2 separate regions of the Mus musculus genome follow, and region 1 is linked to region 2. Evidence: chromatin loops called from intact Hi-C (ENCODE). Cell type or tissue: heart. All regions are shown on one strand. Each heading gives the region's core, and the rest is flanking DNA. Links, peaks and the distances in the headings are about the cores only. Region 1 overlaps Fbn1 (fibrillin 1). Region 2 overlaps Fbn1 (fibrillin 1).

Evidence for each region. Peaks named below come from ENCODE experiments on the same cell type or tissue, not always from the same donor. Only the 100,000 strongest peaks of a DNase experiment are listed, where the experiment ranks them.
Region 1: a loop joins it to region 2, with 2.5 times the contacts of the local background. A loop is called at or near these places in 3 of 42 quality-filtered maps.

Annotation. Positions count from the first base shown.
Region 1 is chr2:125,463,385-125,479,415 of GRCm38, forward strand. It overlaps Fbn1 (fibrillin 1), which reads right to left. Exons shown (of 66, transcript NM_007993.2): 3 at 15,806-15,888; 4 at 14,113-14,211; 5 at 5,159-5,254; 6 at 3,219-3,314. Among named protein-coding and RNA genes, the nearest start is that of Fbn1, 35 kb to the right of the region's middle. In heart, for the core only: no CTCF peak of the experiment used is centred there; DNase peaks (open chromatin) are centred at 6,233, 7,417 and 7,747; H3K27ac peaks cover 1,809 bases.
Region 2 is chr2:125,405,103-125,421,133 of GRCm38, forward strand. It overlaps Fbn1 (fibrillin 1), which reads right to left. Exons shown (of 66, transcript NM_007993.2): 7 at 7,504-7,701. Among named protein-coding and RNA genes, the nearest start is that of Fbn1, 93 kb to the right of the region's middle. In heart, for the core only: no CTCF peak of the experiment used is centred there; DNase peaks (open chromatin) are centred at 6,909 and 7,509; H3K27ac peaks cover 511 bases.

The DNA.
Region 1 (16,031 bases), core at 5,158-9,157, 59 kb after region 2:
TTGGTTGAACTGTAACATGGAGAAAAACTACCCTCCTAGCCTTAATTTTTAATAATAATAATAATTTGCTTTTTGAGACTGGGTTTCAGGTATCCAGGCTGGTCCTGAACTTCCTGTGAAGCCAAGGTTGGCACAAATGATAAGAATGCTAATCTGTCTACATGTAGACAACCTACACTGCCTGCCTTCTAGAATAAATGGTTCATGTCCAACACTATGCCTCTGGATCTCCTGAAGAGGCTAGAGGAACGCAGTTCACATCCATGGGTCAGGCACTAAGGATTCTGAACCCACAGCTGCTCCTGAGCCTGCACTCCAGAGGCAGAAAAGGCAACCTGCAGTTTCATTATCATTTAATGGCTGCCATTATGCCATTATAGGAGGGGGGGAGAGAGAGACAGAGACGGAGACAGAGAGAGAGAGACAGACACAGAGACAGAGAGAGGAATAGAGGGAACAGATGGAATAATGGCTTCCAAAAAGTTGGTTTCCAAACAAAAATGCCTCATCTCAATGAAAATAGACTACCACTAACCTAAGTAGTTATCCATTAACACAATTCATCAAGAGAAGCTGTCTTCCCTTCAACATTGATGGTCATGATAGATTCTACACATTCATCTACCATTCATGAAATCTCACATATGTAATAGGTAAAAAGATATAGGACCCCATTCTTTAAACTTTCGGAAGAGAACAAAATGGTGAAGATTCAGTAGATAAAAATGAATTCTGCAATCAAAATGGTACTTCCTCCTCCCCCGTGGTGAGAAGAAAGGCTTTCTGGTTCCCCTCCCTCACTGAAGGGCAGCTCTGTGCTCCTGGGAGAACAATGGCGGGTAACAGCTAGGGAAAGCCGACTTCCTGTCCCCAGCCTCCACTTCTCCATTATCTGGAAAGCTGCCACAGTCGCTACTCTTCTGTGGCCAAGTCCTTCCACATCTCAGTGAAGGCTACTTAAATACACCCTAAACTTGGAGACTCCACATCGAAACTCACCACTTTGATTAGTAATTTGGTAATCTCATGCATTCAGGCCATTTCTCCATCTTTGGCAAACATCACATTTTTGAAATAGTAACGGGTAAATATCAACAGCTCGAAATCCCTTAGGTGCTCCACATCAGCACCTCCCACCATGGGAAGCAATTATTCTTTGCAGACAACCTTGGACCACTTTGTTTGAAGAAGAATGTTTATTTTATTCATTGTTTCTCCAAAACAAATTAAACTCAGCAACAATGTCTAAAGTGTTCCCTTCACATGCCACCAAGCCATACATCAACAATTTTAATCGGTAGCATCTTCACCGAGCTAACAGTAAGGCCACAGAAGGCTACTATCTATTACAAATTGTCCTTCATTGTTAGGGTGCCACTGGATATGTCTTAGCTCCAGGTCAGTAATATATGTGCACAGGTTATAAAGGGAAAACACTTAAACACAGACTCCAAAAGATGTCAATATACAGCACAATGGCCTCACTCATTACACTCAGAGTGGGCCAAAGAACAGAAATACTGTGTCGTTTATCCAACAATCATAGCAACTGCCCTAGAGTTGCTTATCAAAATGTACCTTTGGTATATTAGAAAACAACTGAATTTATGTCAACATTGAAAAATAAACAACTTCTCACATACTGCAGTGCTCTTTGTTTCAGCTCCATGGTTTGAGTGACATGTGTCAATCACAATCATAATTAGCTTTGCTTTCCATCTTAGAATAAGATCTTTATACAATTTGGGAGAAGAGTGATCATTGCAATTTTGAAAAGTTCTGAGGAATTTTCTTTTATATATATATGCAAGATTCCTCCATATAGCCCTAGCCGTCCTAGAACTTGTTATGTAGACCAAGCTAGCCATCATCTCACAGAGATCAGCCTACCTCTGTCTCTCTGCTTCCCAAGTGCTGGGATTAAAAGCATGTGCTATATCATCCCCAGCTCTGGAGAATTTCCAATTTCAGCTTTATATAACACAAACCTTTTAAGCTTCACTAAATAACAAATGGTAGGGCTAGGGAGATGCTTCAGTGGGTACGAGCACTTGCTATAGAAGTCAGAGTCACTGAGTTCAAGTCTTCAGAAGCCATATAACAGATTGGTGTGATGGTGGAGTGGATCCCCGTGACCCCAGCATTTCGTGGAAGGGACAGGTAGATTCTGGGAACTCACTGGCCAGCCAGGCTGGCCAAAACAGAAAGCTTTGTGCTCAGGGAGAGATCCTAACACCAATACGCAAGGTGGAGAAGGAGAAATAGGGGAAATTGTCCCTTTGTATCTTGGTGCGCAGTCTGCTTATGTGTAAATTCATAATCCTCTTCTGGACTCTACATGTAGAACATGGGTGTGCATACATGTGCATATACAATATATAACATGCAGAGAAACAGATAAATTACTTTAAAGACCAGTTTTAAAACAACACTAAAATAAAAATTTTAACTAGAAATGATGAGAAAATGACTATGAATGTAGAGACAAAATGATAAATGAAGCTGGCATCTATTAAGAACATTATGCATCCCCAAATAAGTCAATATCGTATTAGCTAGGCAAAGCAGGCAAAATTTTTCTTTTAACTGATAGGAACATGGAGCAGTAAATTTGAAACTGAAAAATCCAGATTCAAATGAAAGTTTATTGATACTCATTTGGCCTTAAGGCTATTCCTGGACATCTCTGAGCTGTGGCTTTTTGTAGGCAAGGGCAAGAACAGATGTCCACACTTCCTGGGCTACACACTGAGTACACAGTGCTGAGCCCAGCTACTTAGCAGACCCCTGCACTTAACCGTGGACTCCGTGTTTGTCATTCCAGCTGCTGCCAGGGTCAGTGGCTCTTCTAGTGTGTTTTTTCATCCTACACATTTCCCTTTCTATGTGTGTTCTTGTGGGAATGCATTTCTCGAACCTACAGGATCATGTGAAGTTCATGATTTCACCTGTATGGGAAATTGTCCTCTTTGTATGTTGGTGCCCACCCTTCTTCTGTGTAAGCTAACTATGAAACACTGCATCCACTGCCAAGACCTGCGCAGCATGCAAACCCAGAGCCTGGGTATCCTTGGCATCCTGGAGACCTCTTCAGTCACATTTCAGAAGCCTGGCCAGCCAACTTCAGGAAGTAGCTGCACACACTCGATGACAATATAAACCAGTAACAGATTAGTCACCAGAATGCCTTTATACAAATCACTTAGAAAACACTTTACCTCTTTCACACTGGGGTCCAGTAAAGCCGTACGTGCAAGCACACCGATTTGGGGCCACACACCTCCCTCCGTTGAGACAGCCACTTTCACAGACAGCTGCAAGATAAGGAGAGAAAGTCTCAGGATGCTGCACTTGGACCCTTCCACTCAGAAAGGGCAGCAAACACAATGGGAATGATCTCCCCTCAGTGTTGCTTTGGGCAGACACCCCACAGTTGCAGATCACCATAGGATGCTCCCTGAACAGCCGACTCTGTACCTGGGTCATGCTTACGGTCTCATCTCAGTGTGTGCAGCCCCTGAGAAATGCTTTCAGTTCTCCATCTAAGGTGCATGTTTCAAACTCGCCTCACCAGATACAAACTTCATGTGAGTGAGTGGACTCTTGCTTAGGACTGATGTGTAATTTTGAGAGGGCGTCCCTAAGGAGCAGCAATGTTCATGCTGATAGCACCATTAACTGCAAGTGACCAAATGTTAAGTCTGGGATTCTGTTGAGGTTCACTGTGTGAAGCTGGGTCTCTGTCCTTCCTCGCCTATCTAAGGCATTCTCTGGTTGGCTTTAATAAAAATCTGATGGCCAATCGGCTGGGCAGGAAGTGGAAGACAGGACTTCCTGGGAGAGAAAGGAACTCTGGGAAGAAGAAAAGAGAAAGGTCTTTCATCAGGAGATATAAGGGAAGACCAGTGTGACTCCTGACCTGGAAGTCTGGATAAGGCTAGATGATCAGATTAACTTAGATGAGCTAGTTGAGAGTCTGCCCAGAAAAGACCTAAGCTTTGAAATATTAAAAGGTCTCTGTGTGGTTACTTGGGGAATTAGCTGGTCAAGGAATAATTGCCACCATATTAATTTCCAGCTGGGCTGCTGTGACTCTCTCCTCTTTCCAAGTTGGGCTGCCCAAAACTCAATATTCTTGTCACATAGTAGTGTGGAGATAATCACTGGGCATAATATAGGTGCTGATTTATTTACAGTAGCATTTTCCATCATATACATACAATGGTAAAATTCAAAAGAACATGGACAATAACATTTTATTAAGTATGCATATGTATAGTAGAATTTAACACAACTGTGAAATAATAATTGACAAGAAAACACAAATAATAAAATATTAACTATAAAAGCTCTATCTTGGGCCTAGAAAGAGTATTCAGATTATAGAACTATAGGTAGTTTTGTTTTACTAATAATGAATTTTCCAAGATTTTCTATAGTGTGAATAGTTCATCCTACGGTAATGAAGAAGCTCATAAGATGAACAGCTATTCTAAGCAGTGTGCGGGGACCAGCAGAGTGCAGACACAATCAATGGTGCTTGTGAGTGAACAAGCAAACTAGACATCCAGTCAGCATGAGTGTAGCAGAGTCCGTCATGGGGAGCTGGAGATATGCAGACACAATTAGTCAATACAAGGAAAAAATTTGGAAAGAGAGATGAGATTTGTTTTGAAATACTTCCTGAAAATTCAGGTAGAGACAGTCAGCAAATCAAGAGGCAAATGTGTGGAACTTAGGCTGAAATTTCTTTCTGAAGGGATGAAAATGCTCTAAAACTGGTTTATGGTGATACTTGCCCCATCTGGTAGATGAGCTAACATTATGAAGCCCTACAGTGGGAAAGGATGGGGTATGTAGTTTATTAATTAAATAACTGTCAAATATTTTTTTAAAAGAAGTATTTCATACCTATAAGTCTAAGGTGTGAGGCAAGGCAGGTGGTAAAGGCAAACAAAAAGAATGTAAACCAAGCAAGTTACTATCAACCCCGGGATGGAAGACTGCCACTAAATGTTGGGGTGATCTGTCCATCTGCAAGGGTCCCGAGACATCTGCGAAAATGTGGCGCCCTGAGTTATCAAAGAAAATTCCCAGCACCTGTCTCATAATTCCACAGGTCTGCGTGTGACCAGCATCTACCACACGGTATACTTACGCTGTCCACAGTGAGTGCCGATGTACCCTTTCTGGCACAGACAGTGGTCATCGCTGCAGCTGCCCCCATTCATACAGCGGATGCTGCAGTGTTGGACTAGGGATAAAAAGAGAGGAAAGGCTTAGTGTGGCAGTTTGTGTGTGCAGGTGGCAACATTTCACCTGACATGACTTGTGGCTATTTGACAAAAATAAAATAATTCATCGAGATTCATATATCATGCAGATAGCAGAAGGGTCCTAATTATCGAGGCTCATTATGTTATGTATAAAACCACTTACAGTGCAATGTGGGTTTTTTCCTTGGCACTTGCTTTAATGGGACTAAATGACTTCCTTAATTTAGCAGAATTTATATTCCAGTGTCATCTCTGTAATTTATACCAATAAGAAAGGAGAGTCTGAGTGATGGCCCCAGGACAAGGTTGAGGTAGCAATGATTCCCATGAAAAGATTCAGAGTTCAAAGTATCTGGCCAGGGAAAAGGTTGGAGTAATACTTTCCACCCATTTTTCTTCCATTTTGATGGCAGGCTAAAAGGACATACTAGAAGCGTTACAATAGCAACGATGTTTGATGGACAGAGAGTTGAACTTAGAAAGCGCTGCTCATTTAAACTGTAACGTTAAATGAAAGACCATCAGTATTTCAAATCCATTCTGTGTCACATTCTCACCTAGAGAAGTGTGCATTTCTAAATCCTAGACTATGGGTGGATACCATCAGACCTGAGACAGACAGTGATATGCTAATGCAGTGACACACTAAAAGTGGAGTCTTAGAAATATCTGGTAGACCCTCCTATGAGAGATGTCCATAGTCACAGAACATGCTCTCTCCTCTAGCATGTAAGCTATCTTGTGCTGGTAGCATTTTCAAAAGGTCCAGCTGATCCCTAGTTGCTAGAAGCAGTAACTACCCTACCTAGAGGAGACTAAAGGCTTGGCTAAGGGAATCATGAGTCCTGTTGACACTTCTCAATATGAGGCCATAGTTGGAAGCTGGAGTTTTGGCTTTTTTTCTGGTGTGTCCTATGTGTGGGAGTCAATTCCCAGTGGAAATGGCTCAGCAGGGAACAGAGGTCTGTCCCGACTATGCAGAAGCAGGAGTCAATGGGCTCTGAGCACTCTTAAGCTGTCTTCATGGAATGCGCAAGCCAGAGTACTCTTCCCCTTAGAGTACAAGAGAGTCCTCCCCACAGCCAACCTCATCTGTGAGAGGTCCTCGCAGCAGTGCTAAGAAATGACTACTTGGCTATGTGAGGAAAGGACATTTGTCTAAAGAGCTACAAATATTCAGAGGTCAACCTAGCCCGACAGCCGAAAAATGAAAAATTGAACTCCTATTCTTACTGCAGCCTCTCAGACACAAAGAGTTGAAAGTGATCTGCCTTTTCAAGAATCTTGCTCTCTTCCTGGAATGTCATAAAAGGCTCCATTTCTCCTGAGCTAGAAGATCCCTGCACCTCAGCACTCAAAGCCTCTCCAGTAGGGCCCTAAACAACCCATCAGAGCTCCCAGAACAGTCTCCTGACCTGGAAACAGATCATTCGGTCCCCTGACAAATAAATCTGAATGCCTACTATGAGTCATTAAAAATGCAAGGTATTCTGAGGTGGTCCCTTTGTGGAACCCCTCCTAACCTCTCCTGTTTCTTTGTCCCTAGCTCTCGGGGACCAAACTAAAGCTCTCATCAAATCCCACCAGTCTCCATCAGCCTTTAAATGCCTCTCTGTTTCTTTGCTCCTCTCTGACTTCTGCTCTGCCCTCCCTCCCAAGCCAGACGGGAGATGATGAAACCCTGCACATCTGGTTTGATGAGCAGACTGGAAGAGTAACCCAGGTTAAGAAGCTGCCCCGTGTGTCCCAGGTGCCTATATAGCTCTAAGAGGATAATGATTCAAACATTTTAACCTTTTTCCCTCCATCTACAAGCGCTAATAGCTCCCCCTGCTACAGACATCAAGCAAACCATGCAGACAAACGGTTACTTTAGGCTCCATTAAAGCCTCTAAGCCAAATGCTTTTTAACTCTAAAACAATCTACAAGTATAGAAAGGAAAAAATACGCTTAAGGCTTTGGATACTATTCTAAGTGGGTCAGGAAATGGTGTACAATTGCTTTAAAACTCAGTGCTATGCTTAGTTCCATGCTATCTTAGAAAAACAGCAAGGACTGGGAAAGGGCAGGAAATGACGTCATCCTTCGAGCAAACTCAGTGCACAAACTGATTTCAATTAAAGTGGCTCATGCCAAGGCCCGATTTCCATTCCCACACGAGCAACAAAGCCGCTTAGCTACTCTGCAATTTCAAACAAAAAAAGGAAAGAGTGACCAGTGGCTTGCACAGTGGCTTCCCAGTTACTTGTTCAAATTGAAAGTCAGGGCAAAATCTCCTTTCCAGGAAGAACAACTCTGTGTACACTGAAACGTGACAGATCAAAAGCCTCCCTTGATACAGCTTTCATTTCCTTAAACCCCCTCTTTCCAGTTGAAACTTCTCCAGGTTAAAAATATTCTTTCTCCTTTATAAAAAACAAAACCACCCTGTGAGACTTGGAAGGCCAAAAGTCATTGTGAGCCCAGTGGTCACGCTGCCCAGTGGGCCTTGGGGTTATCAGCAGAATGGAGGCCTCCATCACTGCTTTCATAGATGGGTCCTAGAGCTTAAGGAAAAAGTGTTCCTTTAAAAGTGGGAGCAAGCCTGGTATGTGGTTTGTCTGTACAAACACTCAGCACTGGGTAGACTGAGGCTGGCGTGTGGAAGTGTTGGCATACATTCAAGGCTAGCCTGGGCTACAGAGTAAATTCCCATAATCTACAGACTGAGACTTCATCTCAAAAGTTATTTTAGAAGGTGGGTGCAAACCTAGTATCTCTGACAAGGCTTTGCCTTTGCCGCCTAATCTGGAAATTGTTTAGAGGGACCAGACTATGAGTTCTACTCACACTCATAGGATGCAGTATCCATCAATGGATGTGCTAAAAAACCCATGTCAAGACACATGCCTAAACTCAACCCGTATTGAGATTTTACCAGAAACAGAATACTAAGAGAGTCTAAGCAGTCATTGTGCAAGTTGAAGCTGACCTGTGCAGTCAGACCCCTAATGAAAAAGTCCCATTAAAGATGGCCAGAGAACCTCTGATCATTTCACACCAGGATCCACAACCTAGAAGTAACAGACACGGCCCACATTTACCTGCAGCCACAAAAGGTCCCAAATAAGTATTGTATTCATTTCAGAATCGGTCCCTTCAATCACTCAACAAGCACCCACTGAAAATCTTCCATTGAGAAGGTCGCAGGAAGAGCTCAAAGCCTGTCTTTAGAAAGTGCGGTACAAACTCATTAAAATGACTAACTAGAAAGGAATGGCATGCATGCAGCACAGGAAGGGAAAGATGCAGGGCCAACATTTGGATCTCAACATCTCAACCATCACCCTCTAGGCAGGCTCAGCCCCCAGAGAGAGCATTAGGAAATTTTCAAATAAGCAACTGAATGTGTGCTTTAATTTCAGCACTGGGAAAAGCCCAAACAGAAAAATGAAATAGGCAGACCAAACTCTAGCCTCTACACCTGAGACAACAATCCACTGAGGTGGCCTGAGTCACTGCAAGACACAGACAGTTTTCATTTGGACCGATAATTCCCTTAGGTGCATAAACATCTGTGGGTGTCTACAGACTCACACAGCTTAAAACAAGGCCAGAGCACCTCCAAAACATAAAAGTCACCTGAGCTGTTCAGAAAAGTTTAGGTGAAGTATCATCTGCCATAAGTTTCCGTAAAGTCTGTGTAGAGAGAAAACTAATTCAACAAGTGTAAAGGATGAGTCTGGACAGCCTTTGGGTGCTCCTCCCTGTCAGTGTAAACACTACAGATCCCTAAAATGTGTTTTCTAGAGCCAAGCCTTTCAGAGAAGCTATGGTACAAGTATCTCTTCCTCTGCGCCCTCTCACAATCCTGGCACATGGTTGTACCACACTCTTAACCTTCCTTGGTCTTCCTACGGTCTCAGATCTATGCTGGAAGTAGAAGTGTCCCTAGACACAACTGGAATCGAATTAAACAGAAAACGACAAAGCTTGAAAAGGGCGGGTTCCCGTGAGATAGGAGTGCTCCTCCATTTGATATGCAGATTTAATATAATTCCTATCAAAATATGCTAAGGCTGTGAAGGAATAGGTGTGGTCAGCCCGAGCTTGTTATGGACAGGTGAAGGATTACCGAAAGGATTCGGAAAGAAAGACCAAAGCAAGAGTATGGATTTATTTTATCACATGTGTGACAGTGGAGAAGGGACAGATCAATGGCATAGCAGAGAGCTCAGACTCACAAAAGCACACCCAAGAGACTGTTGACAAACCACAAAAGTAAATCTTGTCAGTCAGATTCCTATCTCTATGTCAACCACTTGACTAATCGACCTGCAGAGAGACAGGGGTCATGCTGGCTCATACCTTTGGAGACTCCATTTTACAGTTTCAGCCCCATTGTCTTGTGCCTACAAGGAGCACACACTGGCAGGAGTGTGTGGCAGGGTAAGATGACTCACCTCGGGGAAAGGCCACAAAGGACAATTCCTTCCAGGACATCCAACAACCTGAGGAACCTTCCCTGGGGAACACTCATCGCTCCCACCATCTCCTCAACCTTTATGAGACAAACCATGGCAAAACTAAATGCTTAAAGACAGAATTTTGGTTTCTTCTGAAGCAACTGGACACCCATAGGTAACAGCTGACCCTAACCCCAACCTCATTCTTAACACAAAATGTATCTCCATGGAAACCACAGATGTTGATGTAAAACTATAAACAGTTAGAGACAAGTTAGAGAGGAATCTCTGTGATCAAAGACTATGCAACACATTCTGGGGCTGGATGCCAGAAGCATGAATGAGCAGAGGAAGGGCTGATAAGCTACAGTGCACTGGCTTTAAAATCCTGCTTGGTGGAAGAGCCTACTGATTCGGAAAAAGCAAACCATGGAGAAAGGCTTGCTCGGAAATGTCTGCAGATCACAGGTCAGACAGAGCTAGGATAATAGGGTAAGTAGCTGTCCACTGCAGGTGCCACCATTCCCGTGCTTAGGATTCAGGACTGAACAGAGATGGAGAAAGTGAGGAGTGCAATGGCATGCATGCATTGCATTCATGCTTTCTACTCTTCACTGTACATGGGATGTGACTTCCTGCTTCAAGATCCTGCCACGCTGACCTACCTTCAGTGATGAACTCTAGCCTGAGACTGTGAGCGAGATAATTCCTTTCTCTGGGGTATTTTTATTACAGCAGTGGGGAAATAACTGAGACAGTCCCTTCCAAGGAGGACCAGGAGACTGTTTACTCTGCTGTCATGTGGAAATATACAGAGAGCGACAGCTATGAATATGTACCCTTATATGAAAACTTCCAGGGCCCTGATTACAACTCCCAGTTTCTAAAACCATAAAATAAAGTTCCATGATATTTAGTTATGGCAGCCTGAAACATTTTTCTTTTTTAAGATAATTTTTTAAATTGTACTTATGTGTATGGGCATGGGTGCCTAAGGAGCCCAGAAGGTTTCAAATTACCTGGAGCTGGACTTACTGACAGCTGTGAGGCACCTGGCAAGAGCATCAGGGAAAAGAACCTGGGTCCTGCTGCGGAGCAGCCAGAGTCCCAACCACTAAGCCAGCCCTCTAAATCACCTTTCTTTCTTCCTTCCTTCCCTTTCTTCCTCTCTCTGTCCCTCCCTCCCTCCCTCTCTTCCCTCCTCCCTCCCTTCCTCCCTTCCTTCCTTCCTTTTTAAAAAATTTTATGAGTATTATGCCTGTATCACAGAAGCCAAAAGATGGTGCCAGAGCCCATGGATCAAGAATTACAGGTGGTTGTGAGTTACTGTTATAGATGCTGAAAACTGAACTTGGGTCCTCTGCAAGAAGAACAAATGTTCTTAACTGCTATACCATCTCTCCAGCCCCCTGAAACAGTTCTTTATCCTAGTATTGCAAGCTAATATGAATTTGCAAATGTATGTGTACATACATATTTAAGGAGGGTTGTAAACTCATTTAATAAACATGGTAGGACTTTATAAGAAGTAGGATTGCTCAGGATCCAACCCTGGACTCAGAAACTTAAATAGGGTCCTAACCAGAACTGGAATTAAAATCCAGAAGGAAAACAAACAAAGAAAAACCCCAGCTCTCGTTTTGTCTAATATTTCTTCAACTTGTGAGCCTAAGTGGCCAGTGGCCAGAGTCCTGCTAGGTCTAAGGGAAGCTGAATCCTTCTGGTCCCATGAGAATCGCCGGCTGGGGATTAAAACTTGTGGAGAGATGTCTTCCCGTTTAGGATTCATGGGCCATTCAAGTCAAACACCACCTGCAAGAACAGCTTCCTTCCAGCCTTTCCTCCATCAGACCAGAACAATAAGAGGTCAGAGATCCACAACCCTTCATCCCCCATCACATAATAATTAGAGTTTCTTTTTCCATAGGACGGAGTAGTAAAAATGATGGAAATCAGACCTGCCCAACCTGAAGCCTGCAGGCTGCAAGTGCCCCAGGGTTGCTGTAGATGACAGTGTTCTGTCACAAGACCAAAAGGTTAGATACCCTGGGAACTGGGCCCTTTTAGAAGAACAGGTATTTGAATGACAATATCTCATTGATGGATGTTATCCCATTAGCATTAGCAGGAGAGTTATCAAATGATCCATATGCACAGACAACTTTTACAGGATGACCACGCCTCTCTAACACAACACAACTAATCCATAAACATCATTTCCAAAAACCAGAAAGGGATTTTGGCTATCTTCAGCTACACTTAATTTTTTTAAATATTGCCAACTTTAATTTTTTTTCATGCTCTTAAGACAATGTTAATTCTAAGAGAGTTCAAGCCAATAATTTTTAAGACTCCATATACCTCAAAGATCTTGAGGAAGTAGTAGTCTTTCTACACACTATTCTGATCTACACTTGGCTCTGGGGCTTTGCCCAAAGTCCAGGCACCCAGACAGATCCAAACTTTCTAGGAAGCACCACCCATAACACCCAGACTCAAATCTCTAGCTTACATCTGGCCTAGGGCCTTACTGATATACTTCTTCCAACCTCATGACTAGCTTGAAGCATACCAGGACCATCTCTAGCCTTGTTAAAATCCTGTCCACATCCCATGGTTTTTCCTCACAGACATCTTCAGCACTCACATTGTCACTGGATTAACTTTCTATCTGGACACTCAGCTGTGACTTTCTTCCCTTAAGGTGACCATTAGATAAGAGAGGCCAGTCTAAGAGGATGGTTTTATCCCCGTTTTGATAACTTTGCTCTTTCCCATACTGAGGCTGTCTCTCCTCAGTGGCAGTCTGGGGTCTTTGGGGTACACATAGAGATGCCCTGCATGTTCCTGAAATGGCCAGTTGACTTGGTTGTCTCTTTCTGTTCCTCCAGTTTGGGTGCCTTTGATGGGTAGAGTCAGCTCACGCACACACACACACACACACACACACACACACACACACACGTAAAACCAGGCTAAAATCAAGTACGAGTATGCCATGCTCAGTGTGTGGAGTTAAGATTCCTAGGTCACGGGGGAATTTTTATCCTGATCTACAACCAGCTTTATTTAGTATTAGGCCAGCTCTACTTGGGTTCCACAGAAGCAGACTCTGAGACAATTTCAGCAAAGGTAGTTTGCTTGGGAGTGATTCCAGGAAGCGAACTATGGGCTGAGGCTGGGTTCTGGTCAGGAATTTTAGGAAGTAGTGCAGAACAAATCTCAGAGCTATCCAAACTCTAGCCCAGAAGCCCCAGAGCTGCTCCATCTGTCACCAATGGAAAGTTGCTTCTGTGTCCACTGAGCTGGCCACACCCCTCACTTCCTCTACTCTGGATCATCCCTGGACAGAAAAATGTTGACCAAGCTTTCAAGCCGACTTCATGTGCTCCCCTATGAACGCCAAGGGACATGAGTGGACACTAAGAAGATCTGCTGTACCAGACAATTCACTGGAGCCAGCCACTGGGCTCATAACAGCCACAACTCAATGTGAGGCCTCTCAGCAGACAGGGAATCTTGACACACTGCAGTCTCTCCTGGCACCAGACAAAAAAAGAACACACTTGCACCACACCAGTGACTCTGAAAATCCCATCCAACATAGAATAGCAGTAAGGGTGTGCACTTTCTCCTCCAGAAACTAGAAGGGAAATAGGAATACACATTTGTTTTGCCTTGGCAACAGTTGAAATTTTGAGGACTGTTTATACACACATGAACTTTAACTTTTTAAACAACTAAGAAAGGACTAGCCTCCCGGTCCCCACATGTCCCCCTTTTCAATACTTTGGATACCACACTTAAAGATAAAAGAAACAGTAAAACCAGAAGGGTGGCTCTCTAGCATGAACTGTGGATGTTTGTGTGGCCAGACAGAATAAACAGCATGCTTATATCATGTCTGTATGTCTGTATGTCCATATGTCACTGAGTCTCGTGGTTTCCTTGTAGAAAGGCAAATGTCTTGAGTTTCAAATAAGTTTGTCATTGAATCAGTTTTATTTTTCGGTAGCACAAAAAAAGGGGGGGATTCATTTTCTGGAACCAAAAAACCGTTCATTCTATGACCATTTCTGTGAACACTTTTCTCCAGTGCTTCTATTAAAGATACAGAGATGAACGGGGGCTGTGTGACATTGAAGGTGATAATCTTTATGCTCTTCCTAGTAACTATACCCCATAGGCAATTTTCATATAAAGAGTAAAGAAGTGGGAGGCTAGATCCAGGAATGCCTGTCCAAGAATTCCAGGCAAAGTGAAAAAGGCAGATGTTCTAGTCAGAGGGAAATGTATTGCAGGCAAAGAAAAAAACCTAACAGCAAATTTAGGGGAAAATAGGGCATAACCACATAAAATAATATTGTCTATAATGACATGTTAGACTCACTGGATCTGGAGCCACAGGAAGGAGATATCTGACCAGACGGGCAAGTGCACATATTTGGCCTCGAGCAGAATCCATCCCCACAGGAATGCCGGCAAATGGCTGCAAATCAAATCAGAAGTCTGTCAGCATAGAGTTCCTCAGCACACAACTAGGCATAGGGTCCAAGGCTCAGATGAGGGCCCAGGGCCCACTGCCCCTCCTGTATTCATGTACAAAGCAAGTCTACCAGAGTAAAGAAACTAGTTTGAAATCAGTAACTCCCTTATTGATATTGGTATTTCTTTCCCTTTCTCTTATTCAACAGAACCCATTCGCTCAGTGTCCCTGGACAGGCTATGAAGAGAAAACCAAATAAATAAAAATCTCATGAGAACTCTGTTCTTATATTAATTTATAATTTAATAATGGAAATCTTATAACCGTATTCTTGGCATATGATTTTATTATAAACATTTAATTGTCGGTCCGCTCCAAATTATACTGGCAGCCTGAGGGGAGAATCCGGAATCCACCACTGTGAATTGATTCTACAAGTCAAGGAGACACTCACACTACCAGTGTCACCCAGAGCCAAGTGTTCTGCTAGTGTCCTCTAGAGCAAATTAAATGGCAGACAAGCTGTAGTTCTCAGCAAACTAAGACTCGCTCACTACTTGTTAGACTCTGTGGTCCTTTACCCAAACTCCTTGAGAGCCTGTAAGAGGCAAACATGATGAAAAGGGCTAAAATAATAAACAGGGTAAATACACAACTGAAACATGGTAAATGGTTTCATAGATATGACAAACTGTTCCCAGATGAGAGATCATAGAATCACAGCAACATTTATTTTGATGCCTAGTGAAAATTTTCCAGAGAATTCCAAAGAACTAGGAGGAAAGGACTCTACTGCCAAGCTCCTTTACAAAACCCTGAATCCCACCATCCCTACCCCACTAGTAAATTTTTTTCTTTATTCTTGGTGTGTGGACATGCATGTGATTAAACAAGATCTCTCTGTATAGTCCTGGCTGGCATGGACAGACGAGGCTATCCTCAAACTCACAGAGATCCAACCTTCTCTGCCTCCCAAGTGCTAGGATTAAAGTGCATAACACCTTGCCTGGGTTTTTATAGAGACATGGTCTCACTAAGTAGCCCAAGCTGACCTCAAGCTCTTGATCCTCCTGCCTCAGCTCCTGGAGTTCTGAGATGGTGGTGTGTACTGACATAGCCAGTCGTGACTTTGACCATTAAAATAAGTCACTGCCTTTGCTCTTTGTCCAAGAGTTAGACCTGCCCTTTCCCTCAAGTTTAATGTAGGTGGTTTGAGGAGGCCCAGGCACATTACAGCCAAACAGGGAGAAATTAAAACGAGGAAGTGAGCAATGAGAAGCCCTTGTTCAAAATCCCATTAGCATGATTACAGTCGTCTATGCAGCCAGGAGCAGCACGTGCAAACAGCACACAACTGTAATCAAAGAGTCCCCATGGCTCCATTCTGTAGATTTAGAAATGTTCTAAAGGAAATCCCTGATTAAAGAAGGGCAGTGCTTTGGAAAGTTATTGTGTTCCCCAAATGGGATTCAGAAAAAATAGGAAACTCTTATCTCCAGAAGGCTGAGCTGTAAACACATTCATAGTATTCAGTAGCAAGTATGCAACGAAAGCCACGATAGCATTTGAGTGAGTGACAGGTTATCCATTTACTTACGAACAATACACTGATTTCCACCAGGTAAGGTTTTCCATCCAGGACAACAGTATGCATTATAACGTGATCCACAGACATTGGGTCTGAAACAAAACACAGAATTCCATACTTTGAAAAATAAGAAATAAGCAAATATGAGAGAGAGAGAGAGAGAGAGAGAGAGAGAGAGAGAGAGAGAGAGAGAGAGAACCCTCTAAGTGATCAAGCAAACCCCAGCAGACAGAGA
Region 2 (16,031 bases), core at 4,438-8,437:
TCCTCAAAACTCAAGGAGACTTTCTAAGAAGGAGGGGGAAAAAAACGACATCAAAAGAGACGCCTGCTCAGATCGGTCCTTTGCAACTCTAGGATTTTATTTTTTTTTTTTTTTTTTTTTTAATTCGGTATTTAGCTCATTTACATTTCCAATGCTATACCAAAAGTCCCCCTTACCCACCCACCCCCACTCCCCTACCCACCCACTCCCCCCCTTTGGCCCTGGCATTCCCCTGTACCGGGGCACACAAAGTCTGCGTGTCCAATGGGCCTCTCTTTCCAGTGATGGCCGACTAGGCCATCTTTTGATACATATGCAGCTAGAGTCAAGAGCTCAGGGGTACTGGTTAGTTCATAATGTTGTTCCACCTATAGGGTTGAAGATCCCTTTAGCTCCTTGGGTACTTTCTCTAGCTCCTCCATTGGGAGCCCTGTGATCCATCCATTAGCTGACTGTGAGCATCCACTTCTGTGTTTGCTAGGCCCCGGCATAGTCTCACAAGAGACAGCTACATCTGGGTCCTTTCAGTAAAATCTTGCTAGTGTATGCAATGGTGTCAGCATTTGGAAGCTGATTATGGGGTGGATCCCTGGATATGGCAGTCTCTACATGGTCCATCCTTTCATCTCAGCTCCATACTTTGTTTCTGTAACTCCTTCCATGGGTGTTTTGTTCCCACTTCTAAGGAGGGGCATAGTGTCCACACTTCAGTCTTCATTTTTCTTGAGTTTCATGTGTTTAGGAAATTGTATCTTATATCGTGGGTATCCTAGGTTTTGGGCTAGTATCCACTTATCAGTGAGTACATATTGTGTGAGTTCCTTTGTGATTGTGTTACCTCACTCAGGATGATGCTCTCCAGGTCCATCCATTTGGCTAGGAATTTCATAAATTCATTCTTTTTAATAGCTGAGTAGTACTCCATTGTGTAGATGTACCACATTTTCTGTATCCATTCCTCTGTTGAGGGGCATCTGGGTTCTTTCCAGTTTCTGGCTATTATAAATAAGGCTGCTATGAACATAGTGGAGCATGTGTCCTTCTTACCAGTTGGGGCTTCTTCTGGATATATGCCCAGGAGAGGTATTGCTGGATCCTCCGGTAGTACTATGTCCAATTTTCTGAGGAACCGCCAGACTGATTTCCAGAGTGGTTGTACAAGCCTGCAATCCCACCAACAATGGAGGAGTGTTCCTCTTTCTCCACATCCTCGCCAGCATCTGCTGTCACCTGAATTTTTGATCTTAGCCATTCTCACTGGTGTGAGGTGGAATCTCAGGGTTGTTTTGATTTGCATTTCCCTGATGATTAAGGATGTTGAACATTTTTTCAGGTGCTTCTCTGCCATTCGGTATTCCTCAGGTGAGAATTCTTTGTTCAGTTCTGAGCCCCATTTTTTAAGGGGGTTATTTGATTTTCTGAGGTCCACCTTCTTGAGTTCTTTATATATGTTGGATATTAGTCCCCTATCTGATTTAGGATAGGTAAAGATCCTTTCCCAGTCTGTTGGTGGTCTTTTTGTCTTATAGACAGTGTCTTTTGCCTTGCAGAAACTTTGGAGTTTCATTAGGTCCCATTTGTCAATTCTCGATCTTACAGCACAAGCCATTGCTGTTCTGTTCAGGAATTTTTCCCCTGTGCCCATATCTTCAAGGCTTTTCCCCACTTTCTCCTCTATAAGTTTCAGTGTCTCTGGTTTTATGTGAAGTTCCTTGATCCACTTAGATTTGACCTTAGTACAAGGAGATAAGTATGGATCGATTCGCATTCTTCTACATGATAACAACCAGTTGTGCCAGCACCAATTGTTGAAAATGCTGTCTTTCTTCCACTGGATGGTTTTGGCTCCCTTGTCGAAGATCAAGTGACCATAGGTGTGTGGGTTCATTTCTGGGTCTTCAATTCTATTCCATTGGTCCACTTGTCTGTCTCTATACCAGTACCATGCAGTTTTTATCACAATTGCTCTGTAGTAAAGCTTTAGGTCAGGCATGGTGATTCCACCAGAGGTTCTTTTATCCTTGAGAAGAGTTTTTGCTATCCTCGGTTTTTTGTTATTCCAGATGAATTTGCAAATTGTTCCTTCTAATTCGTTGAAGAATTGAGTTGGAATTTTAATGGGGATTGCATTGAATCTGTAGATTGCTTTTGGCAAGATAGCCATTTTTACAATGTTGGTCCTGCCAATCCATGAGCATGGGAGATCTTTCCATCTTCTGAGATCTTCTTTAATTTCTTTCTTCAGGGACTTGAAGTTTTTATCATACAGATCTTTCACTTCCTTCGTTAGAGTCACGCCGAGATATTTTATATTATTTGTGGCTATTGAGAAGGGTGTTGTTTCCCTAATTTCTTTCTCAGCCTGTTTATTCTTTGTGTAGAGAAAGGCCATTGACTTGTTTGAGTTAATTTTATATCCAGCTACTTCACCGAAGCTGTTTATCAGGTTTAGGAGTTCTCTGTTGGAATTTTTAGGGTCACTTATATATACTATCATATCATCTGCAAAAAGTGATATTTTGACTTCCTCTTTTCCAATTTGTATCCCCTTGATCTCCTTTTGTTGTCGAATTGCTCTGGCTAATACTTCAAGTACTATGTTGAAAAGGTAGGGAGAAAGTGGGCAGCCTTGTCTAGTCCCTGATTTTAGTGGGATTGCTTCCAGCTTCTCTCCATTTACTTTGATGTTGGCTACTGGTTTGCTGTAGATTGCTTTTATCATGTTTAGGTATTGGCCTTGAATTCCTGATCTTTCCAGAACTTTTATCATGAATGGGTGTTGGATCTTGTCAAATGCTTTTTCTGCATCTAACGAGATGATCATGTGGTTTTTGTCTTTGAGTTTGTTTATATAATGGATTACATTGATGGATTTTCGTATATTAAACCATCCCTGCATCCCTGGAATAAAACCTACTTGGTCAGGATGGATGATTGCTTTAATGTGTTCTTGGATTCGGTTAGCGAGAATTTTATTAAGAATTTTTGCATCGATGTTCATAAGAGAAATTGGTCTGAAGTTCTCTATCTTTGTTGGATCTTTCTGTGGTTTAGGTATCAGAGTAATAGTGGCTTCATAAAATGAGTTGGGTAGAATACCTTCTACTTCTATCTTGTGAAAAAGTTTGTGCAGAACTGGAGTTAGATCTTCTTTGAAGGTCTGATAGAACTCTGCACTAAACCCGTCTGGTCCTGGGCTCTTTTTGGCTGGGAGACTATTAATAACTGCTTCTATTTCTTTAGGGGATATGGGACTGTTTAGAAGGTCAACTTGATCCTGATTCAACTTTGGTACCTGGTATCTGTCCAGAAATTTGTCCATTTCGTCCAGGTTTTCCAGTTTTGTTGAGTATAGCCTTTTGTAGAAGGATCTGATGGTGTTTTGGATTTCTTCAGGATCTGTTGTTATGTCTCCCTTTTCATTTCTGATTTTGTTAATTAGGATTTTGTCCCTGTGTCCTTTAGTGAGTCTAGCTAAGGGTTTATCTATCTTGTTGATTTTCTCAAAGAACCAACTCCTCGTTTGGTTAATTCTTTGAATAGTTCTTCTTGTTTCCACTTGGTTGATTTCACCCCTGAGTTTGATTATTTCCTGCCGTCTACTCCTCTTGGGTGAATTTGCTTCCTTTTTTTCTAGAGCTTTTAGATGTGTTGTCAAGCTGCTAGTATGTGCTCTCTCCCGTTTTTTCTTGAAGGCACTCATAGCTATGAGTTTCCCTCTTAGAAATGCTTTCATTGTGTCCCAAAGGTTTGGGTACGTTGTGGCTTCATTTTCATTAAACTCTAAAAAGTCTTTAATTTCTTTCTTTATTCCTTCCTTGACCAAGGTATCATTGAGAAGAGTGTTGTTCAGTTTCCATGTGAATGTTGGCTTTCTGTTATTTATTTTGTTATTGAAGATCAGCCTTAGTGCATGGTGATCTGATAGGATACATGGGACAATTTCAATATTTTTGAATCTGTTGAGGCCTGATTTGTGACCTATTATGTGGTCAATTTTGGAGAAGGTACCATGAGGTGCTGAGAAGAAGGTATATCCTTTTGTTTTAGGATAAAATGTTCTGTAGATATCTGTCAGATCCATTTGTTTCATCACTTCTGTTAGTTTCAGTGTGTCCCTGTTTAGTTTCTGTTTCCATGATCTGTCCATTGGTGAAAGTGGTGTGTTGAAGTCTCCCACTATTATTGTGTGAGGCGCAATGTGTGCTTTGAGCTTTACTAAAGTTTCTTTAGTGAATGTGGCTGCTCTTGTATTTGGAGCATAGATATTCAGAATTGAGAGTTCCTCTTGGAGGATTTTACCTTTGATGAGAATGAAGTGTCCCTCCTTGTCTTTTTTGATGACTTTGGGTTGGAAGTCAATCTTATCAGATATTAGGATGGCTACTCCTGCTTGTTTCTTCATACCATTTGCTTGGAAAATTGTTTTCCAGCCTTTCATTCTGAGGTAGTGTCTATCTTTTTCTCTGAGATGAGTTTCCTGTAAGCAGCAAAATGTTGGGTCTTGTTTGTGTAGCCAGTTTGTTAGTCTATGTCTTTTTATTGGCGAGTTGAGACCATTGATGTTAAGAGATATTAAGGAAAAGTAATTGTTGCTTCCTGTTATTTTAGTTGTTAAAGGTGGCATTCTGTTCTTGTGGCTGTCTTCTTTTAGGTTTGTTGAGGGATTACCTTCTTGTTTTTTCTAGGGCGTTGTTCCCGTTCTTGTATTGGTTTTTTTCTGTTATTATCCTTTGAAGGGCTGGATTCGTGGAGAGATAATGCGTGAATTTGGTTTTGTCGTGGAATACTTTGGTTTCTCCCTCTATGATAATTGAGAGTTTGGCTGGGTATAGTAGCCTGGGCTGCAGTTTGTGTTCTCTTAGTGTCTGTATAACATCTGTCCAGGCTCTTCTGGCTTTCATAGTCTCTGGTGAAAAATCTGGTGTAATTCTGATAGGCTTGCCTTTATATGTTACTTGACCTTTTTCCCTTACTGCTTTTAGTATTCTATCTTTATTTAGTGCATTTGATGTTCTGATTATTATGTGTCGGGGGGAATTTCTTTTCTGGTCCAGTCTATTTGGAGTTCTGTAGGCTTCTTGTATGTTCATATGCATCTCATTCTTTAGATTTGGGAAGTTTTCTTCAATAATTTTGTTGAAGATGTTTGCTGGACCTTTGAGTTGAAAATCTTCATTCTCATCCACTCCTATTATCCGTACGTTTGGTCTTCTTATTGTGTCCTGGATTTCCTGGATATTTTGAGTTAGGATCTTTTTGCATTTTCCATTTTCTTTGATTGTTGTGCCGATGTTCTCTATGGAATCTTCTGCACCTGAGATTCTCTCTTCCATCTCTTGTATTCTGTTGCTGATGCTCAAATCTATGGTTCCAGATTTCTTTCCTAGGGTTTCTATCTCTAGTGTTGCCTCGCTTTGAGTTTTCTTTATTGTGTCTACTTCCCTTTTTAGGTCTAGTATGGTTTTGTTCATTTCCATCACCTGTTTGTATGTTTTTTCCTCTTTTTCTGTAAGGATTTCTACCTGTTTGATTGTGTTTTCCTGTTTTTCTTTAAGGACTTGTAACTCTTTAGCAGTGTTCTCCTGTATTTCTTTAAGTGATTTATTAAAGTCCTTCTTGATGTCCTCTACCATCATCATGAGATATGCTTTTAAATCTAGGTCTAGGTTCTCAGGTGTGTTGGGGTTCCCTGGACTGGGCGAAGTGGGTGTGCTGGGTTCTGGTGATGGTGAGTGGTCTTGGTTCCTGTTAGTAAGATTCCTCCGTTTACCTTTCGCCATCTGGTAATCTCTGGAGTTAGTAGTTATAGTTGACTCTGTTTAGAGATTGTTCTTCTGGTGATTCTGTTACCGTCTATCAGCAGACCTGGGAGACAGATTCTCTCCTCTGAGTTTCAGTGCTCAGAGCACTCTCTGCTGGCAAGCTCTCTTACAGGGAAGGTGCGCAGATATCTTGTATTTGGACCTCCTCCTGGCCGAAGAAGAAGGCCCAAAACAGGACCTTTCTCAGACACCGTGTTGCTTTGGCAGTTCCCAGGTGGTACAGACTCTCACCTAAGCAGACTAAATTCCTAAGTTCCTTGGAGTCCCGGGACCAAGATGGCGACCGCTGCTGCTGTGGCTTAGGCCGCCTCTCCAGCGGGGTGGGCACCTGTCCTCCGGTCCGGAAGGTGGCCGGCTGTCCCCGGCCCACACAGGGTGCTGCCTCAGCGCCTCTGTGCTTCTGCCTGTTCCAGAGGCTGTCAGGTTCTCTGGCGCACCCTCTCACCTGTTCAGACTAATTTCCTAAGTTCGGCGGGTCCCGGACCAAGATGGCGACCGCTGCTGCTGTGGCTTAGGTCGCCTCCCCAGCCGGGCGGGCACCTGTCCTCCGGTCCGGAAGGTGGCCGGCTGTCCCCGGCCCACACAGGGTGCTGCCTCAGCCCCTCTGTGCTTCTGCCTGTTCCAGAGGCTGTCAGGTTCTCTGGCGCACCCTCTCACCTGTTCAGACTAATTTCCTAAGTTCGGCGGGTCCCGGACCAAGATGGCGACCAACTCTAGGATTTTAAAACAGAGTCTTTTGGCTGCTCCCGGACATTTAGAGGGGCACATCCAAGGGCACGCAGAGGAGTCGTGTCTGGAAGCCAGGCACAATCAATCTAGTGCTGCCCACCGCACACACAGATGAGAGCAACTCGAATCCTGCTGTCCTGAATCCTAATCTTTAGAATGAACACAAGGAACTGAGCCAAACTACTACCTAGTTGCCTCAGAAAAAGCATATTTTGTGAGTTTTATGAAAATACTGCAGTTGTCTAAAAAAAGCACCGCAGCCATCTAAAGGAAGCAGAGATAGCCTGCGAGTTTTCAGGCCCATCAGTTTAGAGTGGAGTGGCCTCTGCTCACTTCCTCCTCTTTCCTGCCAGACATCCAGACAATGGAAGAATTTACACAGCTGGGGGAGCAGAGGCAAAGCCAAAACCAGAATTCTAGGGGAGGGCAGAAGAGTACTAAGACAACATCTGGGGGCATTTAAAACAGTGAAGTCAGTTCTAACTTATTTCTGACTTGTTAAAAACAAACAAACAAACAAACAAACAAGCCCTAATGTAGCATGTCAAATGTCCAGAGGAGCAATTTTCTTTAGGTCAGTTAAGTGCAACCTGGAGCTCAGGCCTCTAAGAGTTTCAGATGAAGAGAAAACAACAACCACTACCTTGTTCGCTGTGTTTCTACAAGGCAGCGCCGTTAGGTACAGCGTAGCCCCAACACAGTTGCTACGCCTGAGCCAGAGCACACGGAACCACTCCTGGGCCAGAGGGGCCCGCTGGCCAGACAGACTTAGCAAACCTTCCGGACTCCAAGAATCTGGCTACTGAGGTTTCAGCTGTACCCGGAGGCAGGGGATGGGAGTTCTCAGCAGCTGAGCTGTCCCCCTCCAGCAGGGACTAAGGCATTTTCAGCAGCCCGGGCGTGGCCCTCTATTGAACAGGACTGTTCCTTGTTAATACTGCGGCTTTACCTTGACAAGCTCCAGTGCGGATGTTGGGAATGAAGCCGCGGCGGCAGGGGTGAGGCTGGGCAGGACACATCTCACAGGGGTGGCCCCAGGCTCGGCCCACGGTGGCACAGCAAAGTGTTTTGGTGCAGACAATCCCGCTGAGCTGTCCCTGGCACATCTGGTTGCTTACCACAGTAAAACATGGGCCTGTTCTGTAATCTGAAAGTAAAGAATAAGAGATTCGTCAAATCTCAGAGGAGAAAGGGCCGGCAGCTGTGCCCCATCCTGCAGGTCCAAGTTCAGACAAGAACTTCCAGCAGCTCCCACATCCTTGGCTCTGTGTAAAGTCTGAATAGACCTTTCCACCCCTAACTTCCATTTTCCTCACCTACAAAGGAGGGGAAAACATTGGTTCCTGTCCATTCAAAGATGCCCTTGTTAGGATCAGATAAATTTAGGGAAATTCCTTATAAGCCTGAATGTTGAGGGAAACACAGCATCCTGGCATTACTATCCAATCAGTTGGTCTAGAAAACACCTAGGTATCTGTATTGCACCAGACTTTCATGTACCATTGTATTTCAGTGGCATGAAATTCATGTGTCAAAGGAACATATGAACTCCATGGTCATTGCTATTGTCCATAATTGCTAAGAATGGAAGCTACCCGTGTGTCTGTCAGCTAATGAATGAACTGTGGTAGGTATGTTCCACTAAGTATTAGTCAGTCATGAAAAAGATAGAATCCCACCATTTGAAATCAGCGGGGTTTTTGATTAACGATAAATTAATTAGGGAAGCACAGAGAGGCAAGTGCCACAGCCTGTCATTCCAAGGTGGGGTTTTAAACGTTACCAGGCAGAAGTTGCGAGTAGAAAGAACAGTGGTTCCTAAAAGCAAACAGGGCGAAGGAAGGGCTGGGGAGAGGTTATCGCTGAGTACCTGTTAGTCAGCACAATGGTTGACTGCAGATAGCACTAATGGAACGTGCGTTTCCAAAGCTAGAGAAGAGTACACTGAAAGTTCTGTCAAAGAAAAATGCTAAATGAAGCAGACATGTTTAGACTGATTTAATATTTGATTCATGTGTGTGCATCTGCATGTGTGTGTGTGTGTGCGTGCTCGCGCTTTTAAGGGGACACTCTCATGCCACGGCATGCATGTAGAGGTCAGAGTTGTGGGCATCTTCCACCATGCCCATCCCTGGTCAAACCTAGGCTTGGCGGCAGGTACCTTTGTGACTGAGACCCCACATCCCCGGTCTAAGCAGGCACACCACTTCACTGTGAGTACATATTGTACTCTACTGGCTTTTCATTTTTTAAATTAAAAAAAGATTTAAAATAATTTAAAAATAATTTTGCCTATAGTTGGATTTTAGGCAGACCATGATACTTTATATAATGTGCTGGATTGTTTCAAAGCTTGCCATCTTCAATCAATAGGTTCTAAGTTTTACAAGGGATTAAAAAGTAACAATTATCTACTGACTAAAATCTCAGCCTTCATTTTGTTCTCCCAAAAAAAAGAAGTCACTGAACTCTGGGGTTGAATGCCACAATATCACTCATATACAATAACTATGGAGACAAAATGGGAAATGGAAGTCATCTTTACAAACATGGCCCCATGAACATTTAATAAGTACTTATCTATTTTATTTATCATTTTAAACATTAGCATACAAATTAATGGGTTTCATAGCAGGATTTCCATACATTCATATTGTATTTCCCCTTTATTCCATTACCATTTTTGTTCTTATTCATATATAAGTAAATGAAATATACATATATGCATATATTTGAATATATGTATGTATATGTTGAAAAATCCACATTCTACATCTGAGAGAAAGTATGCAATAGTTGAGTCTACGTTATTTTGCTGTCATAAGATCTCCAGCTCCATTCATTTTCCTGAAAATGACATAATTTTGTTCTTATGGCTGAATGACACCTTACTGTTCATAGATATCACATTTGTCGATTCCTAAGCTGCTTCTATAACAGGCCATTTTGGTGCCCCAACAAGCAAGATGTGCAGGTGTCTCTCAGTGTGCTCACTTAGACCTTTGGGGATATGTGCCCAGGAGTGGCAGGGCTGGATGCTCTATGCTGAGTTTGACAAGGCAGCAGCACAACCATTTCCATAGTGACTGCATTCACTGACATTCCCGCCAGCAGTGAAAAAACATCCCTTCCCTCCCCATCCTCACCAGGTATTTGTGGCTTTCTGTTTCCTATTCTGACTGGGTTGAGACAGAATTTCAGCATTGTAGTTTAGAACTGCTTTTTGCTGGTGGCTAAAGAATATGTATTTCTTCACTTATATATACTATCATATCACCTGCAAAAAGTGATATTTTGACTTCATCTTTTTATCAATTGCATGACTTGGCATTTTTGACATTTAGTTCTTTTAATTCTTTATATATTATGGATATCAATTTCCTGCAGGCTGTCTCTTGACTCGACTAATTTTTCTTTTATTATTCAATATTTTATCATGTACTTTTATTCAAGATGAAGAAAGTACTTTAGACAATCAGGAAAAGGCAATGAGACATAAATAAATCTAACTGTATACAAACTATTATATATGATTACATTATACATAATCGACCATGTGTGTGTCACTTAAACCACAACATAATGATAACATGATTATAATCTTGTTTGCAAGATAGAATCTTGGTTTCTTTCAGCAAATGTTACCCAAAATATTCCCCCAAGTAATTAAATACTATTCCAAAATATGAGTTTTAGTGTTGCCTAGTTTTCATCAAGCTATGATGTAATTTATTCAATCATTTTTTTACTGTGTATCATCGAACTCACTTCCAATTCTTCATTATTATGCATATCATTCAATGTGTTCAGCTCATGCAACAACCATCAAGATTTGTCTCACTTTCAGTATCTTAAACCAAGGCCAGAGTCATACAATATTCCTATGCAATGGAACAAGGCAGAATATAGCCTCGTCTCTTTTCTGCTAATTTACTAAGGCAAGTACAAATGCTTTAGCATGCCATTCTCAATATTGTTTGAAAAGCATAAAGGAATGTGGATTTTAACCAATGAGTTTCCCTTTATCACTGCTTGGATCTGTGCTCATTTTAATAATATCCTATGGAGTATCATATGCATGAGTGGTGGAAGAATTCAGAGTAACATGAACATGGTGTTTGTGGGTAGAACCAGCAAACATCAGGAATATCACATGATGCCAAGAAAGGCCAATTCAACTATGCATAACACTGACTCTGGACCTGGGGTGTGAATGCCTGGCTAGAATCTCTTCACACACATACACACACACACACACACACACACACACACACACACACACACATCCAAAAACCCAGAAACTTCACAACTTTTCCAGGGTCAAAATGAAACATTGAAACCCATGGAGCAGAGAGGACACTTGTTAATTTCCACAATACCCATTAGGCAACTATAGAACACAGGGACTTATCTTCAGTATTATAGTGGATACTTGGCAAATAGCTCGAGTGCACAGAATAGAATCTATAGACTTCACACACGTCTACACTAGAAACTGACAGCCACAGATGAAGTAATTTTGGAATCAACTTAGAAGTTGTTTGCTTGACAGCGCCTGTTGGCAAGCGTACTTGAGATCCATACTTTCTGGGAAAATGGATGACTACAGAGAAGGTAGCGTAATCTGGGGGAAATGCAATTGCAAATAGAAATCTCTTGAAAGGCAAATGATGTATTAGCAGGGCTTTAAAATGTCATTCTGATTTGGCAGCTTGTGGTTTTTAGTAAGTTCTGTTTAGTAAGTTTAGCTTAGCTGTGTTCTTTAGTAAGTTTTAAAAGTTAACCCTGTTCCTACTCAATATTCCAACCACAGAAGAACTTTACCTACACTCCCAATTCTTTACCAACAATCTAATTATGTATAACTCTTTCCATGGCTCCTATGTGATACTAAGCTAAATTTACAACTCTTTTAATATTTCTTCACATATAGGCCAGTGGTAGGAAGAGACTGTCTCACGGACGCTGTTGGATTCAACAGAAGTTATTATTCGTAATGAAGTAGAGCATGGTATTAGAAAGATTTTCTATTTGCAAATCTCTCTAAAACTACTTCCTTATAAGAGCTTCAACAACTAGGGCACCTGGCCAACTCTTCCAAAGTTGGGTTTGCTTTGTTTTTTTTTTTTTTAAGTTAAAATGCAAGATTCGTTTGTATCAACTGGTTTCCCTCACTTCTGGGACATCTTGCCTCTCTGCGGTCCTTTGTGAGTGGGTAACACAAGGGCTGCTTGACCGTTAGTTTGCCCTCTAAGATTGAGAGGCTTTTGTTCTGTTGCTTTAATTTTGTCCCACTAGAAAGAAGGTCCAGAGGTTAAAAGCACGTACCGCTCTTGCAGAGGACCTAAGTTCACTTCCCAGCACCCAAGTCACATGCTCAAATAATCTGCAACGCCAGCTCCAGGGGCATCTGATACCTTGGGTCTCAGCAGATGCCTGCACTCGTGGGCATATACCCCCCACCCACACACATACACAAACCTACACTTAAAAATAATTTTAAACTGTATTAGATTTATTGAAGAAGGGGGATATGGTGTGTGTGTGTCACCATGCACACAAGTAGAGGTAGGGGACATATTATGGGAACTGTTTCTCTTCAACTACCATGTGGTTCCTAGAGACTGAACTCAGCTCATCAGACTTGGTGACAAGCACCTTTTCCTATGAAGCCACCTCATCTAGGCTGAAGTTCAGGCCATACAGCTGTGGTCCTGGATGCTGAGCTCACTCCCACATCTGCAGCTCAGACCGCTTGGACTGTAGAGTTGGTTCTCTTGCCTTCATAACCAGACTTCACCCTGACACAGACTCATCACTTACAGGCAGAGTGCTCCTGCGGTCAGTAAATTCTTGTCGCTCTTGCCCAGCCACTGAACCGCAAGCTGCAGAGATTCAGAGGGATGTAATTTTGGGTACTAGACTCCAATTATTTAAAACCCTTCCTTTCATACAATTACATATAGAAGATTAAGATATCAATTTATTCATGTCAGAGAAAGTCAGACCAGTCATGTTCTTCCCAAGAAAGCTGACCAATAGAATTTTAATTCATCCTCAGAGGGAGGAGTTCAGAAAGCTTCGAAAGGAAACCAAAAGGGGGAATTCTCAGGACTGTAAGCAGAAGCAGCCTTGTGGCTGCTTTTGCTATGTCTTGTTCCTGTCACTTACCCTGGGCTTCTGTGAAATACTGGTGACTAGAGCCCTGCCCCTATCCCAACCAGCCTCGCCATGGACTCATTCTACAGGTGTGTCATGCAATATTCTATCATTCAACAGATGTTCAGTAGTAGATCAATATTAAAACGAAACATTCTTCTGCGAGCCTTTTGGATCTCTCTGACCAACAAGTCCTAAGGAAGTATCCCATATTTGGCACTGGAATTGTTCTTGGTTGACCACTAGAACTTAATGGTAAGATCTTATTGCTGAAGACACCACACAGCTTGCTTAGAAGACAGAGGGAAATCAGGCTGAAACTGAACTAGAAACGTCCTCACTAATGGCTGTGGCTGCCTTACTATGATGTTACACACAAGGCTACCAGGGGTGAGGGGGAATCACCAACAATCTTGCCCAGGTGTGCACGCCCCCGCTCTGACACTAACCTGCCAGGTAAGATGTGTTCACTGGTGCAATAGCTGCTTGACTGTGGTGGTGACAACCAAGTGCTTTCTGATTGGATCTGAGGCCCACTCCACAGGAGGGATCTCATGCCTAGAGCTATGGACCAGGTCAAAGGAGGTCACAGGCCTAAGGGGATGAATCTGCTGCTTTCCTTTTCAAAACCATCATGTTGTCAAACTGTCCTCTAAACATTTCTGTTTATATCCTTAGGAAACCTTGATCAGAGAGGCTGCTTTTCTGCAGCAATGACTGCAGAGGTCCACAGCTGGTCAAGGTGCTGAGAACAAATGAGTGTTCTCGGTTCCAAGAATATCTGTGTCACCCCTTCAAGGCTCAGAAACATCTGGAAAGAGGGTCTGGAAAGAATGTAAGGGCCAGATGATAGAGGGGAGGATTGTGAAACACCATTGTCTGGGAAGGATGTGGCCAGTGCAATCTTGTTCTCACGGCAACTGCAATTGCTTGCTCTGGGCCTGCAGAGGACTAGGCCTATCACTAGGGGAGGGTTTCATGGAACCTAGCCGCTCTCTGAGAAACCACGCACACTGACAGTTCCTGAGGGAGTAGAATCATTGTCTTCAGTGGTGAAGCCACTGGCAAGTTCACCATGCTCCAGTGGTTGGCTCAACACCACACCCTCATGACCAGCCCACATAACAAAATTTTAAAAAAAGGACATAAAAAAATGAAAGAAAGACTTTTAAGAGAGGGGTTGACAGTGTTGAGAGAGAGATAATCGAGGGTGGACAGATGATGCAAGCAGAATGCACTACACGCATGTATAGGACTGTCAAAAATACATTTAACTTAAAACAGGATTTCTGGAGATGGTTGCCTCACAAGGGGAATTTACTGAAAGCCACCAAATGGCCTGTCTAAAATAGTCACAGTGATAAGTTTTATTTTATGTGCATATTAGAATAAGAAAAACAATTGTACTGTATACACAAAAGCATCTTTTAATCTCAGTGCTTAGTTCTAAGGAGTCAACCTAAGAATCGGGGGCTTAGTTCTTCATTCAACAACCTTTAAGGAGTAGCTATGCTGTATCAATGAGGAGTGCAGCAAAATCCCTGCACACATGGAGTTTACAATCTACTATAGGAGATGGTCAATAAATAAATAAATAAATTAATTAATTAAAATAATGTCAGAGCCAGTAAGACTGGTAAAAAAAAAAGACTTATTGTGTATACCTAGTGACCAGAGTTCAACTCCTGGAGCACACATAAAGGTGGAGGAAAATCAACTCCATGAGCTTGTCCCTCAACTTCCTCATGCGTACCACGGCACACGCACCCCTCCACACACATACACGTACATATTATATGTGCACGTACATGTGCACATACAAAACAACAGTGAACAAAATAAATCTAAACATTAAACATTAAATAAAACTTCATATATGAAGTTGTGATTTAGTCTACAAATAACTCCTACAGGCATGGCAAGATGATGGAAGAAGACTGAGACAAAATGACAAAGGAACAGGTTGGTGGTTGACAACAAGATGGACACAGTGTAGCACAGGCATCCCGGGCACTGGCAACAAGGAGAGTGGCGGTCTGAGCTGGGAGGTTGCCTGGCTTCACACGTGATAAGAGGCTGTTTGCCAAGGACACATGCTAAGGAGACACTGTGCTGGCACCTTGGTAGGGACTGAATTTCACAGGAGGCCCCAGGCCACAGTCAGGAGTTTAGACTTATCTCTAAGTTAGCAGAAAGTCACCATCAGGCATTCCTTTAAAGGAGGGCTACCGAGTGGGCTCCCCTGGGGAGACAGGAGGCTTTTCAAGGTGCCTATTAAAGGACTTGGGGTAGAAGTCTGCAGTAGCTTGGCCACTGACATGTAAGAAGGAGGGAAGGCTATGGATGGCAGATGGTCTTGGTGAGCGGGACCAGCAAGGCTGCACGTGGATTGGAAGTGAAGGATGAGAGAAACCAAAGTCAGAGACCCCGGCCTTCCAGCTCATTTATTAAAATGGAGGAACTGGGACGCTGGGCTCTGCTAAACGCAAGTATTAAAAGTTGTGCACTTTTGCAACAAAGGAGCTATTGTAGGACAGGTGATTATAGCTGAGAAGGCCGGGCCCAAGTGAAAGGACGAAGTATGTAAATCCTAAATACAACCTTCTTAAATCCTAGCTTGACCCATATACTTTAATTTACTTTTCATCTTTTCCTTTTTTGTAAATAAGCATTTGCTCATATCATAGATAAATGTTTGAGTGGTTGAGGCATTCTTAAAATGCATTTGGCCATTTCTCACCGAAACCTGAGTATTAAGTATAGACCAACGTTATGTGATGGGATCCTGGCGTGGGGGGGGGGGATGGAATCCTGGAGGGGGGGAGGGGGGGTGGCTGCTTCCTGAGCAATTCCACTGCCGCTTTCAGCATGACAGGCACGGGAATCCAAGACCACTAGTGTGTGAGCGGCCAGCCTGGTGCTCATTCCATGGTAAATGGATACATAACACATTCCCATGATGTCATCAATCCTGAGAGGTCTCATAGAAAACGGGAAGCAAGGATGAATGTTCAGCCATTGCCAACTGTATCTGAGAAATGTCTCACATCAATCCGGACTTTCTGTAATATCGAGCCAGACCAACGGCTGTGAGATCGTTTACATATACCAGTTGGCAAGTAATAGTTCTTGAGCTGGCCTTTTACCAAATATGCACTTGCTTGTGGAGTTTATAAATCTCTCTCTCTCTCTCTCTGTCTCTCTCTGTGTGTCTCTTTGTCTCTCTCTCTCCCTCTCTCTCTGTCTCTCTCTGTGTGTCTCTTTGTCTCTCTCTGTCTCTCTCTCTGTCTCTCTCTCTGTGTCTCTCTCTCTGTCTCT